Linked DNA regions of Homo sapiens: region 2 is linked to region 1. A link is a contact called in ENCODE Hi-C or POLR2A ChIA-PET data. All regions are on one chromosome and are shown on one strand. The core of a region is the stretch at or near the end of the contact, and the rest is flanking DNA. Distances in the headings are between cores, read along the strand shown. Region 1 has its middle 24 kb from the start of KIFC3. Region 2 overlaps CNGB1 (cyclic nucleotide gated channel subunit beta 1).

What was found. Hi-C counts contacts between places; a loop is a spot of excess contacts on that map. ChIA-PET counts read pairs that join two places held with the same protein, here RNA polymerase II (POLR2A). Pooled maps may share reads with other maps.
Region 2: POLR2A ChIA-PET joins it to region 1 with 10 read pairs in AG04449. The contact joins two enhancer-like sites. A Hi-C loop is called at or near these places in 3 of 168 maps with a recorded cell type or tissue (CD14-positive monocyte, Caco-2 and HepG2) and 4 of 50 pooled maps. POLR2A ChIA-PET finds 5 or more read pairs at or near these places in 7 of 52 experiments (AG04449, CD8-positive, alpha-beta memory T cell, Caco-2 and 4 more).

Annotation. Positions count from the first base shown.
Region 1 is chr16:57,822,547-57,830,305 of GRCh38, reverse strand. It overlaps a transcript of KIFC3 not described here. Among named protein-coding and RNA genes, the nearest start is that of KIFC3, 24 kb to the right of the region's middle. RefSeq lists enhancers at 4,454-4,953, 4,954-5,455. Within about 2 kb of position 2,990, at least 8 of the 41 ENCODE cell types and tissues checked have a DNase peak (open chromatin) inside an H3K27ac peak, as active enhancers do.
Region 2 is chr16:57,888,915-57,896,673 of GRCh38, reverse strand. All of the region lies in intron 31 of CNGB1 (cyclic nucleotide gated channel subunit beta 1), which reads left to right. Among named protein-coding and RNA genes, the nearest start is that of CNGB1, 78 kb to the left of the region's middle. Within about 2 kb of position 3,794, at least 8 of the 41 ENCODE cell types and tissues checked have a DNase peak (open chromatin) inside an H3K27ac peak, as active enhancers do.

The DNA.
Region 1 (7,759 bases), core at 1,741-4,240:
AGATTACACCATTGCACTCCAGCTTGGGCAACAGTGTAAGACTCCATCTCAAAAAAAAAAAAAAAAAAAGAAAGAAAAAAGAAAGGAAAACAGTCAGAGAGGTAAGGTCACTTTTTCAAGGTCACACAGCAAATTAAATGGCTGAGTGGGGACCCAAACCCAGATCTGCCTGTCACCAAAGCCAGTGCTCTCTGTCCTCCTGGGCTATACCTGGCCTTTCGAGGACATAATTCCCTGGTAGAGGCTGTCAATTGTTTTCTTTCAGGCAAAGAAGAAAAGCTGGAATGTTCTTTTGGATGATCTTGGTCATCTTCTCTTGCCTCTCCCAGTTGAGGGGCAAGCATGTTTCCCGGCTTGCCTTGTTCCTCTTCTCTTATGAATGACTTGGCCCCAGAAATGTAGCTCCTCTGCTCCAATGGCTTCTTGGAAGGCCAAAAATTGAGCCTGGGACACTTGCCCACAGGGATTGTGGCCAGCTGGGCAAATGCCTGTGGCTGAGTGGCCGTCTGGCCATGACCCTTCCAAGGACAGACGTCAACTCTGCAGCTCCGTGAGATTACCCTGAGTGGTTGCTTTGATACTGGGGAAGAGGCTGGAGGATTCTTTGATGGACATGACCCTGGGAGGGAAACAGATCTGAGTTCAAGGTCTACCTATTCAGGGCTGCATGGTGACTTTCCTGAGCCCTAGGTACTTTTGCCTTGGTGAGTTTGTTTTGCCGCTAAAAAGAACATTTAAAAAATAGATTTTTGGCCAGGCATGGTGGCTCACGCCTGTAATCCCAGCACTTTGGGAGGCTGAGGCAGAAGGATCACTGGAGCCCAGGAGTTCAAGACCAGCCTGGGCAACATAGCAAGACCTCATCTCTACTACATCTTTTAAAAATTAGCTAGATATGGTGGCACACGCCTGTGGTTTCAGCTACTCAGGGAACTGAGGTGGGAGGATTGCTTGAGCCCAGGAGGTCGAGGCTGCAGTGAGCTCTGATTGTGCCACTGCACTCCAGCCTGGGCAACAGAGTGAGACCCTGTCTCCAAAAAACAAACAAACAAACAAAGGTTATTCTTAATTTTAAAAACTAAAATAAAAAATAAAAATAGATTTTCCTGCTATATTGGTATAAAGGTGAATATGTTAATTTTATATATGAAATCATTATCTTTGCCCTAAAAGTTCATTTTTTCCCCTTCTGATTTTAAGTGAAATTAAAACGTTTTTATGGGTCCTTAAAAGTATTATGGTCTGTAATCACTGTGCCTATTGTACCTACTGGGGAAGTTGGCCTAGTGTTTGGGTCTGTGGTGACCTTGAGTGAGCTGACTGACTTTTTGGGCCTCAGTTTTCTCATCTGTAAAATGGGTATAGCAACAGCATCTGTTTTAATCCGTAGCAAGTGACTAGCAGAGAGGCAGCTTTGTGGCTGTTAGTATCTAGTTAGGGCTCAATCAGTAAAGCTATCTACACTACCTTCTGCTGGGGGGTGAGGGGCTTGTGCGTGGAGGGGGCTGGGCTTGTAGTGGAGAGGGGCTGAGTGCCTCCTGTAGGGAGTGGGCTGTTACTCAGGCACTTAACTAAAAGGCCACTAGGGGCCAAGGTTTCTGCTGTCAGCCCTGCTTCCTGCTCCAGCATCATAAAGCATTAGGGCCTGAAGGGTCCTCAGGGCCTTTCCTCTGCCCAGGTCTGCCAGAGACGGGATCCATCAGGGTAGAGCTGGGACAAGAACCCAGGCTGGGACCCTGGTCCAATGCCGCGGGGCCCCACCCAGGCTGTCTTCTGAGGTGCCACCCTCAGGTAGATGATGACAAGCAGCTCTCCTTGGCAAGCTCTCCCTCCCGCCACCCACGTTGGCTTCTTGGCCTTTTTGCCACTCACACCATTTCCTCATGGCCACATCTGCACACAGGCCTCCATGTGCAGCACCCAGAGAGGGCCTGGGTTTCAATGGCGGCACAGCCTTGGGCCGAGTCCCGGTCTACCATTGCCTTACCGGGCAGGTGGCCTCACGTTGGCATCCTCACCTGAGAAAGGGACCTAAGCACGCTTCCTACCTCACAGGGCATTTGCAAAGGTGACATTAGATGATGCAGGTAAAGCACTTGTACAGGCAGGGGCTCCCTCATGATGAGGAAGGAGAGGAGGAGGAGGAGCGCAGAGTGGCTTCTTCCATTCTCTCCTCTGGAGGCTGCTCAGGGAAGAGCCTCCAAGAGGGCCAGGGGCCACGTGGCAGGCTGCCTGGGTTACAAATCCCAGCCTGCTCCTTACTGGTGGCATGACTTTGGGGAAGCACTTCACCTTTCTGTGCCTCAGTTTCTTCACCTGAAAAGAGGGTACAACAATAGAACTTCCCTCAAGGGGTTGTTGGGAGAAATAAGTAAGTGAACATACCTCAGAGGCTTCAATAGGCACCTGGTGTGTAGTTAGTGCTCAGTACAAAATGAGGTATTTTTCTTTTCTTGGGACACACCACAGATGACAAATCAGCTTTCATCTTCAGGATGGAACCTTCTAGAACTGGCATGGGGTTCCAGAAATGGGAGTTCTCAGTTCCTTTCTCTCCAAAATGTGAGAGACACGTGCTGTGCCCACTGGAGGGTTTGTGGAGTGCAGCCCAGGGAAATTTGTGACCATCCATGGCCTCGTGGTTGCTTAAGCCCAAGGGGGTGACTTCTAGACCTCAGAAAACGGCCATGGGACAGGGAGGTTGTGGTCCTGAAAATGGTCGTGATGTGTCGCATGGGCAGCATGAGGCTCAGCAGAACGGAAGCTCCAGGAACTCTGAGGGACAGGCAGGAGAAGGGAAGGGATGACAGGTGTTGAGCGTCTCCTCTGTGCCAGGCATGGGCTGGCTCTCTGGCTCTGCTCCGGATTTGTGGAAACTGCCCTGGGTGAACCTTGTTCAGGTGAATGGGCCAGCAGGTCAGCCAGGGCCCTCAGCTGTCTGGCCTCAGCCCTCACCACGTCTCTGCAGCCGGCAGTGGCCTTGGACGTAGAGCCAACCAGACACTGAGATGTGGCCTGTGGCCATGGCCCAAGGGAAGCTACTGGCTGCCAAGTCACTGAAGTGAGACCCTGAGCTCGCTGACGCCAGGCTCCCACCAGCCACAGGCTGTTCACGGCTCTGCTTCCTTTTAGCTTTTCTCTTGTGGGATCGCTTTAGTCTGATGCGGACCCTGAATGAGAGATGACGGGGTCCATGCTTTCTGCACGCTCCTTTCCTGAAGTGACTCTTGTCACCTGAGTCCTTATTGGCAGCTGGCATAAAATATTAAAGCCTAACTGAGCGTGTGAGTTGCAGAGCCTTCCTAGCAGACTCTGGTTTCACAGTCCCAAGGCAGCAGCTGCAGGGAGGGTCTGCAGCAGGCCCCAGTGTCCCAGCGCAGCACCGTGTGGAGCAGCCCCAGACGCACTTCTGCTCAGCAGCCACATTCTGGGAGTCCGAGGTCCAGAGTATGACCACGGTGAGAGGTATGTACTCTAGTGGCAGAATATGATCAGGAATCTGACTTTTGGAATCAGAACTGAACTCCACTGTGTGTCTCAGCAGAACAAACTGTCAGCTTCCTCTGTGATGACCAAATCAAAACACTTATGCACACAGGGAAGTGAGGGTCGGATACAATTTTCCTGCACCTGTTCTCTTCCTCTCTACCAAGACTTCTTAATGTGCCATCTATGAGCCTCCCTCTAGTAACTGAATGCAAAATCATCACATAGTTTATTTTGTTTTGTTTTGTTTGTTTCTCGAGAAAGAACTGGTATTTTACGTGAAATTTTCAAAAGAGTGGTGGTTCCTAACCCAATATTTTTTAATGTTTAAATTTAAATTTAAACATTTAAAAACACTGGCAGTTCCACTTTTAGGAATAGTCACTACCACCTTTAATGAGATAAAAGATCTAGGTATAAGGGCATTCTTGGAAGTATGGTGGTCACAAAAGACTAGAAATAACTCGATTACCTGTTAATAGGGAACTGGTTCAATCAGTTGGGTCCACTCTTTGAAAAAAGTACAACCATAGAAGGACAAGTGTGTATGCATGACGTGGAGAGCTTTCCAACAGGGTGAAGTGTGAAAAGCAAAGCACAGGATAGCATGTGAACTGTGCTCTGGACTCCCATGGTGGGGGAAGCGGGCATTTTGGGGTGTGGGCTTGTATGTGGGGACTATTCTGGGGAAGGACCCTCCAGCCACTGGTGGCAATGATTCCCTCAGAGGAGGGAGGCAGAGGACGGAGGTTAAGGGTGAGAGGGAGACTTACTTTTCACCATAGTTTGCACTGTTTGAACATATATGGCTTAAAAACAGTTAAACAAGAAAACAAGCCAGGTGCAATGGCTCATGCCTGTAATCCCAGCACTTTGGGAGACCAAGGTGGGTGGATTGATAGCTTGAGTCCAGGAGTTCGAGACCAGCCTGAGCAACATGGCAAAACTTTTCTCTACAAAAATGGAAAAAATTAGCCAGTCATGGTGGTGCACACCTGTACTCCCCCAGCTACTCAGGAGGCTGAGAGGTGGAAAGATTGTTTGAGACTGGGAGGTCAAGGCTGCAGTGAGCTGAGATCATGTCACTGCACTCCAGCCTGGGCGACAGAGTGAGACCTTGCCTCAAAACAAAACAAAAACAAACAAACAAAAAACAAAAAAGAAAAGAAAACAACCTCAGAATTGTTTTCCAAAGAACCTAAGTAGATAGAGGCATTTGAACAGCAGAGCTGAGGCTGAACGTGGGGCAGCTAATTTGGGTGGGCAGCTGCCACTCTAAATTAGGAAGGTGGCCAAGGTCAAAGCCTGACTCACAGCTGGCCCCACAGTGGCCTCAGGGGTTAAATGGAGTGGCGTCCTCCTGGCATGGTGTTTAACAGCCTGCTGCATCCAAGCTCATATCCTTGTTATAATCACACGTATCTATGCTTTCATGAATGGAGCCGAAAGTCCATGTGCAAACCCCATTTTCCCTTTGAGGCTGGGGTCAAGCCAGAGTCTTGCTTTAGTGCAGATGCTTGGCATTTGTTGGGGAGGGACAAAGAGAAGGAGCCTGGCCAGTGATTCATGAGGACTGATGGTGGTGCCTCTCCTCCACCTCACTTAGGTGTGGGACTCGCTGCTCAGCAGGTAACAGGAGGCAAGTCCCTCAAGAGGTCATCTGTGTTGCAGAGCAGCCTGGGATTGCCCAAGGGCTGGGCAATCTACCTGCTAGGAGGGCTGGGCTGGGGTGAGTTGTGCTGTAGGCCACATTCCTTTGTTGTGAAGTGCCCTGTTGACATCCATCCATCCATCTCATTGGTTCTGGCCGCAGTGATATCTGAGTAGGCTTGGGAGGCAGGTTAACTATTTGATGAGAGAGGGCCTGGTTGAGAGGTGCCAATGGTGCTGGCTCACATTGGTCATCCCAGCACTTTGGGAGGCCAAGATGGGAGGATCGCTTGAGGCCAGGAGATCGAGACCAACCTAGGAATAGAGCGAGACCCCATCTTTACAAAAATTCCTTAGAAAAAGGTACCGGGGGTGCAGGGCTGGCCTCCCCACCTTGTTCATTGCACCTACAGGGCCTCAGTAGTGATTTCAGGCAAAGGGCTACATGGAATCTTTTGTTTTTCTGTTTTTGTTTTTGTTTTTCTTTGAGACAGCGTCTTGCTCTGTCATCCAGGGTGGAGTGCAGGGGCACCATCTTGGTTCACTGCAACCTCCGCCTCCTGTGCTCAGGCAATCTTCCCATCTCAGTCTCCCAAGTAGCTTGAACTACAGGCATGCACCACCACGCCTGGCTAATTTTTGTATTTTTTGTAGGGACAGGGTTTCATTATGTTTCCCAGGCTGGTTATGAACTCCTGACCTGAAGTGATCCACCTGCCTTGGCCTCCCAAAGTGCTGGGATTACAGGTGTGAGCCACTGCACCCAGCCCTACTTGGAATCTTGTTCTCTGCAGTGAACATCTCATTTTGCCAGAAAGCCACTGGCCCAGCTCTTGCTGGGTGGGCTGAGATGTCCAGTCTGCCCTCAGCCTACCCACTACAAGCCTGCCTCTGGCTGGTGGTGCAGACTCAGTGGCTCCCCCAAGGCAGGGAGCCTCACTGGACCAACAGAGGTTCTTATGCACCCAGATCTCCATCTACAAAGCTTGCCTGCAATTAGGCTGACTGACCATCCTGGGAGTTTTCCAGCATGCAGGACTTTCAGTGCCAAAACCAGGACAACCCCAGGCAAACCTGGACGGTTGATCACCCTCCCTGGAAGCCTGCCACCAGCAAGACGTGCTCTCCCTGACAGGACTCTGCAAGGGCAGGAACCATGCATTTCTTTCTTTCTTTTTTCTTTCATAATTGCAGACTTTATTCTCGCAATTTTTCTATAGATTCCTCAAGTATTAGTAGTTTAGGCTGGGCGTGGTGGCTCACACCTGTAATCCCAGCACTTTGCAAGGCCCAGGCGGGCAGATCATGAGGTCAGGAGTTTGAGGCCAGCCTGGCCAACGTGGTGAAACACCATCTCTACTAAAAACACACACACACACACACACACACACACACACACACACACACAAAGTAGCCGGGTGTGGTGGTGCACACCTGTAACCCCAGCTACTCAGGAGGCTGAGACAGGAGAATCGCTGGAACCTGGGGGGTGGAGGTTGCAGTGAGCCAAGACCGCACCACTGCACTCCAGCCTGGGCAACAGAGTGAGACTCTTGCCTCTGAAATTGTTTAAGAGTACAGTACATACATAATGCCTCTTAACCCTTGAATACTTCACTGTATGTTTCCTAAAAACAAGAAATTCTCTTTTATAACTGTGAACCCAAAGTATCTGAGACAGGTCTCAATCGATTTAGAAAGTTTATTTTGCCAAGGTTAAGGACATGCCCATGACACAGCCTCAGGAGGTCCTGAGGAGAAGTGCCCAAGGTAGTCAGGGCACAGCTTGCTTGTATACATTTTAGGGAGACATAATATATCAATCCATACATATAAGATTTACGTTGGTTCCATCTGGAAGAGTGGTGCAACTCAAAGCAGGGGCTTCCAGGTCATAGGTTGATTTAAAATTTTTCTGCTTGGTAATTGGTTGAAAGAGTTATTATCAATAGGAAGAAATGTCTGAGTTATGATAAGGGGTTGTAGAGACCATGGTTTTATCATGCAGATGAAGAATAGATTGTAAATGTTTCTTATCAGACTTAAGGTCTGTGTTGATGTTAATGCTGGTCGACTTTTGAATTCCAAAAGGGAGGAAAGTATAATGAGGCTTGTCCAAACCCTCTTCCATCATAGTCTAAACCAGTTTTTCAAGTTAACGTTAGAATGCCCTTGGCCAAGAGGAGGGGTTTATTCAGATGGTTGGGGGGGACCTTAGAATTTAATTTTTGGTTTACATAACCAATATACAATGATCACAATCAGGAAATTAACATTGAAACAACACTGCTACCTAATAATCTACAGACTGTATTGGGATTTTGTCAATTGCTCCAAGAATGTCTTTCATGGCAAAAGGAAATCCAAGCTCTGTGTTGCCTTCAATCTGGAACAGTCTCTGAGTTTTTCTTTGTATTTCATGACACTGGCATTTTATTTATTTTATTATTTTATTTTATTTTATTTATTTTTTGAGATGGAGTCTTGCTCTGTCGCCCAGGCTGGAGTGCAATGGTGTGATCTCGGCTCACTGCAACCTCCACCTCCTGGGTTCAAGCCATTCTCCTGCCTCAGCCTCCTGAGTAGCTGGGATTACAGGTGCCCGCTGCCACACCCAGCTACT
Region 2 (7,759 bases), core at 2,545-5,044, 66 kb before region 1:
TGGCACAATCTTGGCTCACTGCAACCTCTGCCTCCTGGATTCAAGCAATTCTCCTGCCTCAGCCTCCTGAGTAGCTGGGATTACAGGTGCACACCACCACGCCCGGCTAATTTTTGTATTTTTAGTAGAGACGGGGTTTCACCATGTTGGTCAGGCTGGTCTCAAACTCCTGACATCGTGATCCACCCCCCTCGGCCTCCCAAAGTGCTGGGATTACAGGCGTGAGCCATTGCACCCAGCCCATACAGGCCAGTTATTTTACAGAATGCCCCTCAGTTGGGGTTTGTCTGATGTTTTCTCGTGATTACCATTAGAGTGTGCATTTTTGGCAGGAAGAACTCAGAAGTGAGTCGCTTCTGCAGCAAATGTATCGAGAGGCGCACGATGCCATTTACTCCCAATATCGATGATTTTTACTTTGATTACTTGGTTAAGGTTTCTGTATTGTAAACCTATTTTCCCTTAAACCTAATTCCTAAGTAATTAGTGGGTAGTCACCTTCAGACTATGAGGATATCCTGTTCCCTGTCAAACTTTTACCCACTGCTTTTAGCATCCTTTGATGGTTCCTCCCTATGATAGTTACAAAGAGATTGCTATGATAGTTGTAAAATGGAAATTTTGTAACTCCACTCCCTCCTTGATTATTAGCTGGCAGTCAGCTGTGTGGAAGAGCTTTCTCTTCTCTCCCATTTGTTTATTCATTTCTCAATGTATATAGGCATGGATTTACTTGATTCCATGAATACTCTGTTAACAATCATTATTTTGATGCTCAAATTAGTCCAGTTTGGCCAGTGGGCACTTTTTCAAGGTGGCTCATTTGTGACCTTCGTGATATCCCTGTCATATTTTAGCACTTCCTTGCTTACTCAAGGAGCAGTAAGCCACAACCAGATGCCCTGGTTCATCTTGTACTTCCCTTGCAGTATCCTGGAAATGGCCATTTCTCCAAGGAGCCTTGATTCCTTTTACTGGGGGATGGTTTTTAGAAACCACGATCTGAGTCCTAGGAGCAGTCATTGCTACTGGAGTGCTACTAGGCCTCTGCAGCAGACAGAACCAAGAAACACACCCACATACACACCAAGATGTATAAGTACAAATATATATATATATATAAAAAATACATATATAATATATTATGTATATATAAAATACATACACACACATATACATGTATATGCCAACTTAAATTTTTCTGTCTATTCTACTGATTATCTATAAAACAATTTCAATCCAGCACCACAGAATTCATTCTTTTTTTTTTTGAGACGGAGTTTCACTCTTGTCACCCAGGCTGGAGTGCAGTGGCGCCATCTCAGCTCACTGCAACCTCTGCTGGAATTACAGGCATGTGCCACCACACCTGGCTAATTTTTGTATTTTCAGCAGAGATGGGGTTTCACCATGTTGGCTAGACTGGTCTCAAACTCCTGACCTCAGGTGATCTGCCTGCCTTGGCTTCCCAGAGTTGCTGGGATTACAGGTGTGAGCCACCGTGCCCTGCCACCACATATTAGAATTCATTCTAATATTCTCCCTTTTCATACTTGTAAATCTCTTCTCCAACACTGAGCAATACAGGGAAGTTCATTTCAGAATTTCCAGCCCATGTCACTGTAAAAACAAAAAGTAAGGCTTCTAGGTAGAGTTCAGTACTGGATGCAGTTCTTTTGTGTTTAGCCCGAGTATATATGATGGAAGTGTTACGTTCAAAGTTATCTGGAGTCGTTCTCTTCCTCCACTACCCTTTAATGTGGTTACTTTATTCATTTGAAATACAGGTAGGTTCACTTGTTTCAGTTTACATTCCATTTAGGGCTCCTGCCACCCTGATCTTTGTTGACTTTTTCTTGTTTTCAGTATGTAGAACATTAACATGTTCCTGAAGGTCAACACTCTGCAAAATGGGGCACTCAGAAAAGCGTCCCAACTCTCCCTGTCCCCATTGCCCCCTGACTGCAACTCCCATTATTACGTGGCTCGTTGCATCAATTTCTGCCTTTTCTTTCCTCTGCTTACTTTTGCGAAAATGGACAAGTCCACAGACATTTTCTTTTTTTCTTTTTTGAGATGAAGTCTCATTCTGTAGCCTGGGCTGGAGTGCAGTGGTTAGGTCTTGGCTCACTGCAACCTCCACCTCCCGGGTTCAGGTGATTCTCCTGCCTCAGCCTCCTGAGTAGCTGGGATTACAGGCATCTGCCACCATTCCCAGCTAATTTTTGTATTTTTAGTAGAGATGGGGCTTTGCCACGTTGGCCAGGCTTGTCTCGAACTTCTCACCTCAGGTGATCTGCCCGCTTCTGCCTCCCAAAATTCTGGGATTACAGGTGTGAGCCACCACACCCAGCCCAAACATTTTCTTATTTCTTCTTCTTTCTTACACAAAATATGGCATGCTGTAGATTCTTGTACTTTGCTTTGTTTCCACATGACGACAAAACCCGGAAATCATTGTCTATCAGTGCAGAGTCAGCTTCCTCATTCCTTTCCACAGTGGCAGAACATTCCTGTAAATGGACATTTAGGGTATTTCCACAATTTTGCAATTACAAACAGTGGTGCAACGAATAACCGTGTGCATCCGTATTTTGCATTGTTGGGGAACAGGTCATTCTTTTTAGAAAAGCCGGTTTTTGTTTTCAAACCCTTAAGATCAGGTTTCAAATTGAGCGACAGGCAACGTAGTGTGTCAGGAACCCCACAATAGGTCTGGGAGGCTGGCGGGGCTCAGATCCCTTCCATGTGAGGTGCTGGCTGTGTGACTTTGAGGAAGTTGTTTAACTTTTCTGGTCTCAGTTGTCTCCTATGTAAAATAAAGGTCATAACCCCTACTTTGCTGCTGTAAATTTTTTTTGTTTTTTTGAGATGGAGTCTTGCTTTGTCGCCAAGGCTGGAGTGCAGTGGCGCAATCCTGGCTCACTGTAACCTCTGCCTCCTGGGTTCAAACAATTCGATTCTCCTGCCTCAGCCACCCCAATAGCTGGGACTACTGCAGGCACATGCCACCACACCCGGCTAATTTTTGTATTTTAAGTAGAGACGGGGTTTCACCATGTTGACCAGGCTGGTCTGGGACTTCTGACCTCAGGCGATCTGCCCGCCTTGGCCTCCCAAAGTGCTGGGATTACAGGTGTGAGCCACTGTGCCTGGCCTGCTGCTGTGAAAATTAAATAGTGTGCAGGAATGTCTCCGGTGGGGTGCCTGTCATACAAGAGAGCTCAGTGCATGTTAATAAGGATCACTTCAGGCCGGGCGCAATGCTGCATGATTGTAATCCCAGCACTTTAGGAGGCTGAGGCGGGAGGATCATTTCAGCCCAAATATTTAAGGTTACAGTGAGTTATGATCGTGCCACTGCACTCCAGCCTGGGTGACAGAGCAAGACCCTGTCTCTCAGATAAATAAGCAATTGTTCCTCTGTAGCCATCAAATTCACCCTATAATTTTTCAGTTGGGTAAAACCTTTTTAATCCACATATCTGGGTTTTCCTCCTTGTCTTGTATCACACATTCTTATTTTCCCCTTCATTCTATACAATGACACCATAAATAAACTGCACAGAGAGCTGTCATAATAGAGGGAAGAAACTCACCAGCATCCATTCCTACAGCACAGTGATGTATCGAGTACACAGTGCTGAGTTCTGGGGACACAGGAGGGACCAAACAAAACTCACATTCTAGTCAGGGAACCGGCAATGGAAAGATGAGCGATGATGTGATGCGTCTGGCTACGAGGAAACACAAAGCCACGGGAGGAGCGGGAAGTGACGGAGAGCTGTCTGAGATAAGCTGGTTGGGGAAGCTGCTCTGAGCAGGTGGCATTTCAACGAGACCTGCACAAAGCAAAGGAGTGAGCTGGGGGACTGATGGCTGGGTACAGCATTCTGGGAAGAGGGAACAGCATGTGCAGAGGCCCTGGGGAGGAGCAGGCTTAGTGTGTGGGTGGCACAACAGCAAGAAAATTAGCATAGCTTGGTATGGGATCAGAGGAGTCTAGGGGAAGAGATTGGGTCAGACCTCAGAGGAAGATGGGAGCCATGGAGAGTTTTACACAGAGGAGTGACTTGAAGTGCCTTAGGTTTTCACAGGAGCCCTTTGGCAGCTTCGAGGTAAAAGGATGTAGTGTTGATGTCCAAGCATCATGCACACAAGACACTGAGGTCCCCTGGGGAAGGAAGCTGCCCCCAAACTCACCTTACCTGGTTGCTCTCAAGGGACCCACTGGACCCTTCCAAAACCCAGTCTATCTGAATTTCTCCCAGAAAATCTCCCCACGTTCCCCACCACATCAGTGGTGCGTGCCAGTGCCTCCTCTCCCCAGGGACAGGGAGGTAGAGTGGACCCTTGTGATTCATGGACTCCATATTTGCAAATTCGCCTCCTCACTGAAATGGACTTGCAACGCCAAGATCAATACTAACAGGCTTTTGTGGTCATTCAAGGACATGCCCAGAGCAGCAAAATACTTGAGTCACCCCAAGTGCACGCTCCCCGCTGAAGTCCCTGTTCTGTCTTGTGGTTTTAGCTCTTGTACTGCGAAGAGGTGTCTTTTTATGGTCCATTTAATGCTACTCTTTTTTTTTTTTTTTTTTGCATTTTTGTGCTTTTTGTTGGCGATTGCACTGTTTAAAATGGCCCCCCAGCATAGTGCTGAAGTGCCGTCTCATGTTCCTAAGCACAAGAAGTCTGCAATGTGCCTTACACAGAAAATATGTGTTAGATAAGCTTCATTCAGGCATGAATTACAGTGCTGTTGGCTGTGCGTTCAATGTTAATAAAACAATAATCTATATTTAATAAGATGTCTTTAGCCGGCACAGTGGCTCATGCCTGTAATCCCAGCACTTTGGGAGGCTGAGGTGGGTGGATCACCTGAGGTCAGGAGTTCAGGATCAGCCTGGCCAACATGGTGAAACCCCATCTCTACTAAAAATACAAAAATTAGCCAGGCGTGGTCATGGGCACCTATCATCCCAGCTACCCGGGAGGCTGAGGCAGGAGAATGGCTTGACCCTGGGAGGCAGAGGTTGCAGTGAGCCAAGATCACACCACTGTAATGCAGCCTGGGCAACAAAGTGAGACTCTGTCTCAAAATAATAATAATAATAATGTCTTTAAAAAGAAACACACATAAGACAAGTTTATTATTATTAATTTTAGAGACAGGGTCGTGCTCTTTCACCCAGGCTGGAGTGCAGTGACACGATCATAGCTCACTGCAGCCTCGAACTCCTGGGCTCAAGAAATCTCCCGCCTTGGCCTCCCAGTGTTCTGGGACTGTGTGTGAACCACCACGCCTGGCCAAGTTCATGTATTATGGTTGATGAATGTTGTGATGGGAGATTTGTAGGAATCTAGCCTTGTATTTCCCCTAGGAACAATGTTTCCATTTTTGCTAATTCAGTGTCCGCAGAGATCTTATAGGACATAATTACTACAAATCATGAGATTCAACTGCTTATGACTGAAAACTGGTACCAGGTCTCCCCACCCTCTCTTCTTGCCCCCACCCCCACCAGGAGGAGCAAAGCTCAGGAAAGCCATGCTTTTAGCTGTTACCCATCCTGCTGGGTGGGTTAGGCAAGAGTTTGGCAAATCAGATGGGACCCCAAAGGCACCTCCCAAGAGCTGTGCAGAGGCCCCCATTCCTGACAGTGCCTGTGCACCTGTGTCCACACTGAGAAGGCTGAGGTGTGGGTGGGAGGCAGCCAGGCGAAGGAATGGGGCTAACAGGCCTCACAGCAACATGGGGGGGCGTGGGAATGGGGGTCTCAGCCATGAGTCATCAGAGTGGTTGTTTGCTGGCCAGGCCAGCTTGACCAGAGAGGCAGGGGATTGTGTATGAGCTCTGCTCATCAGGGGAGATACACTGTCTGAGAACCATAGTCCCGGGGACATCTGAGTTGGTGAGGGCCACGTGTGGGATTCTGTCCAAGCTCCCTGCTTTGCAGATGGGGGACCTGGGTCCCCAAAGAAGTGAAGTGCTGAGATCTCCGGCTTGACCACTCCAAAAAAGAGGATGAAGAGGTCTTATGTGGGTCACTTGCTCCAGGCTGATTGCTCAATCTCAGTTACAGGGAAGCATACATCATCAGAAAATGAGGACAAATTTCCCTAATCTGGAAATGCCCCAGAAGCTAGCTCAATGTTTCCAAACAGAGACAGCTAGTAGCAATCAGCAAAGGTCCTATACATAGTTATTTTGTTAGAAAGAAAAAGATAGTTCATTTTCACAGCACCCTCAGCCTTCCTGTGGGCTGTCACATCATGAATTATGGACTCAAATAACATGGGGGACAGTGCCGAGCTGGCGCGTGTCAGAGGCGTCTGGTGAATTATCATGTTTGTGTTCTCCTGGGGGATCTCCAGCTAGAAATGCAAATCTTGGGCAATTAATATCAACATGCACAATTTAAACCCATTGCCTCTGATTAGATAAGCAGCCAGTAATGGCCTCATTTTTAAACAAACAAGTTTTGCTGGAGCCTTGATGAATGAATTTGCCAATTCATTGTCTAGGCCCGCTGGTTGCAGGCAGAATTCATTTGTTCTTGAGACAAACTGCTCACCGCATGTTTGTAGTGTGAAAAATTGCCGGTAAAAAGCTAGGGCTCTCTTTGATGGAAAATCTACCCTTATCTAGAGAAACAGGGTGGTACATGCCATTAGATGTGGGTGGCAATTCTGCTTCTGCCACTTCCTGGTAACCTTGGGCACGTCACTCCCCCTGCTCTGAGCCTCAATTTCCCCAACTGTCAGAGGCACAATAATCTCAGCCCTTTCCATGTCACAGGGGTATTTGTCAGTGCCCAGGAAGATAATGATGCAATGTCGTTTTGTAATCATTAATATCTGGGGCACTGGGGTCAGAAGTGTGGGTTTGAATTCTAGCTTTGCCGCTTCTTAGCTGTGTGGCCTTGGGAAAGTTACTCACCCCCTCTGAACTTCTATACCCTCATTTGGAAATGAGGATGAATAATAAGACCTACTTATGGGGATTGTTGTGAGACTTAAATGAGAGAGTATGTATTAGCATAACAGTATTACCACAAATTTAGCTGTTTAAAGTCACACATTTGCGATCTCAGTTTCTGTGGGTTAGAAGTCCGGACATGGCTTAGCTAGGTCCTCTGCAAGATTGTCATCAAGATGTCTTCCAGAGCAGGCTCTCATCTCAAGTCTGGATGGGGGAAGGACCCACTTCCAGGATCACATGGTTGTTGGTGTAATTCAGTTCCTTGGGGTTGTAGGACTGGGGCCCCAGCTCCCACTAGCAATTGGCCAGTGGCTGGCCTCAGGTCCTTGCCATGTGGGCCTTCTCCAACACAGCTGGCTGCTCCCTACATCAAAGTCATCAAGGGAGGCCAGGCACTGTGGCTCGTGCCTGTAATCCCAGCACTTTGCGAGGCCATGGCAGGAGGATTGCTCGAGCCCAGGAGTTCAAGACCAGCCTGAGCAACATAGGGAGACCCCGTCTCTATTACTTAAAATAAAAATCAAATAAAAAATAAATAAAGTCAGCAAGGGAGAGTCCCCTTGCAAGACAGAGATCACAATCCTGTGTGACATATTCTACCAGTGATAGCCCTTGTTGTATTCGATTGTTTAAAAGCAAGACACGTACCCCACCCATCCTCAAGGGAAGGGGACCACACAGAGGCGTGAACACCAGGAAGGGGGTAATAGGAGCCACTGAAGGGTGCCTGCAAAGGATGGAGCAGAGGGCCTGGCATATACAGACACTCAGTAA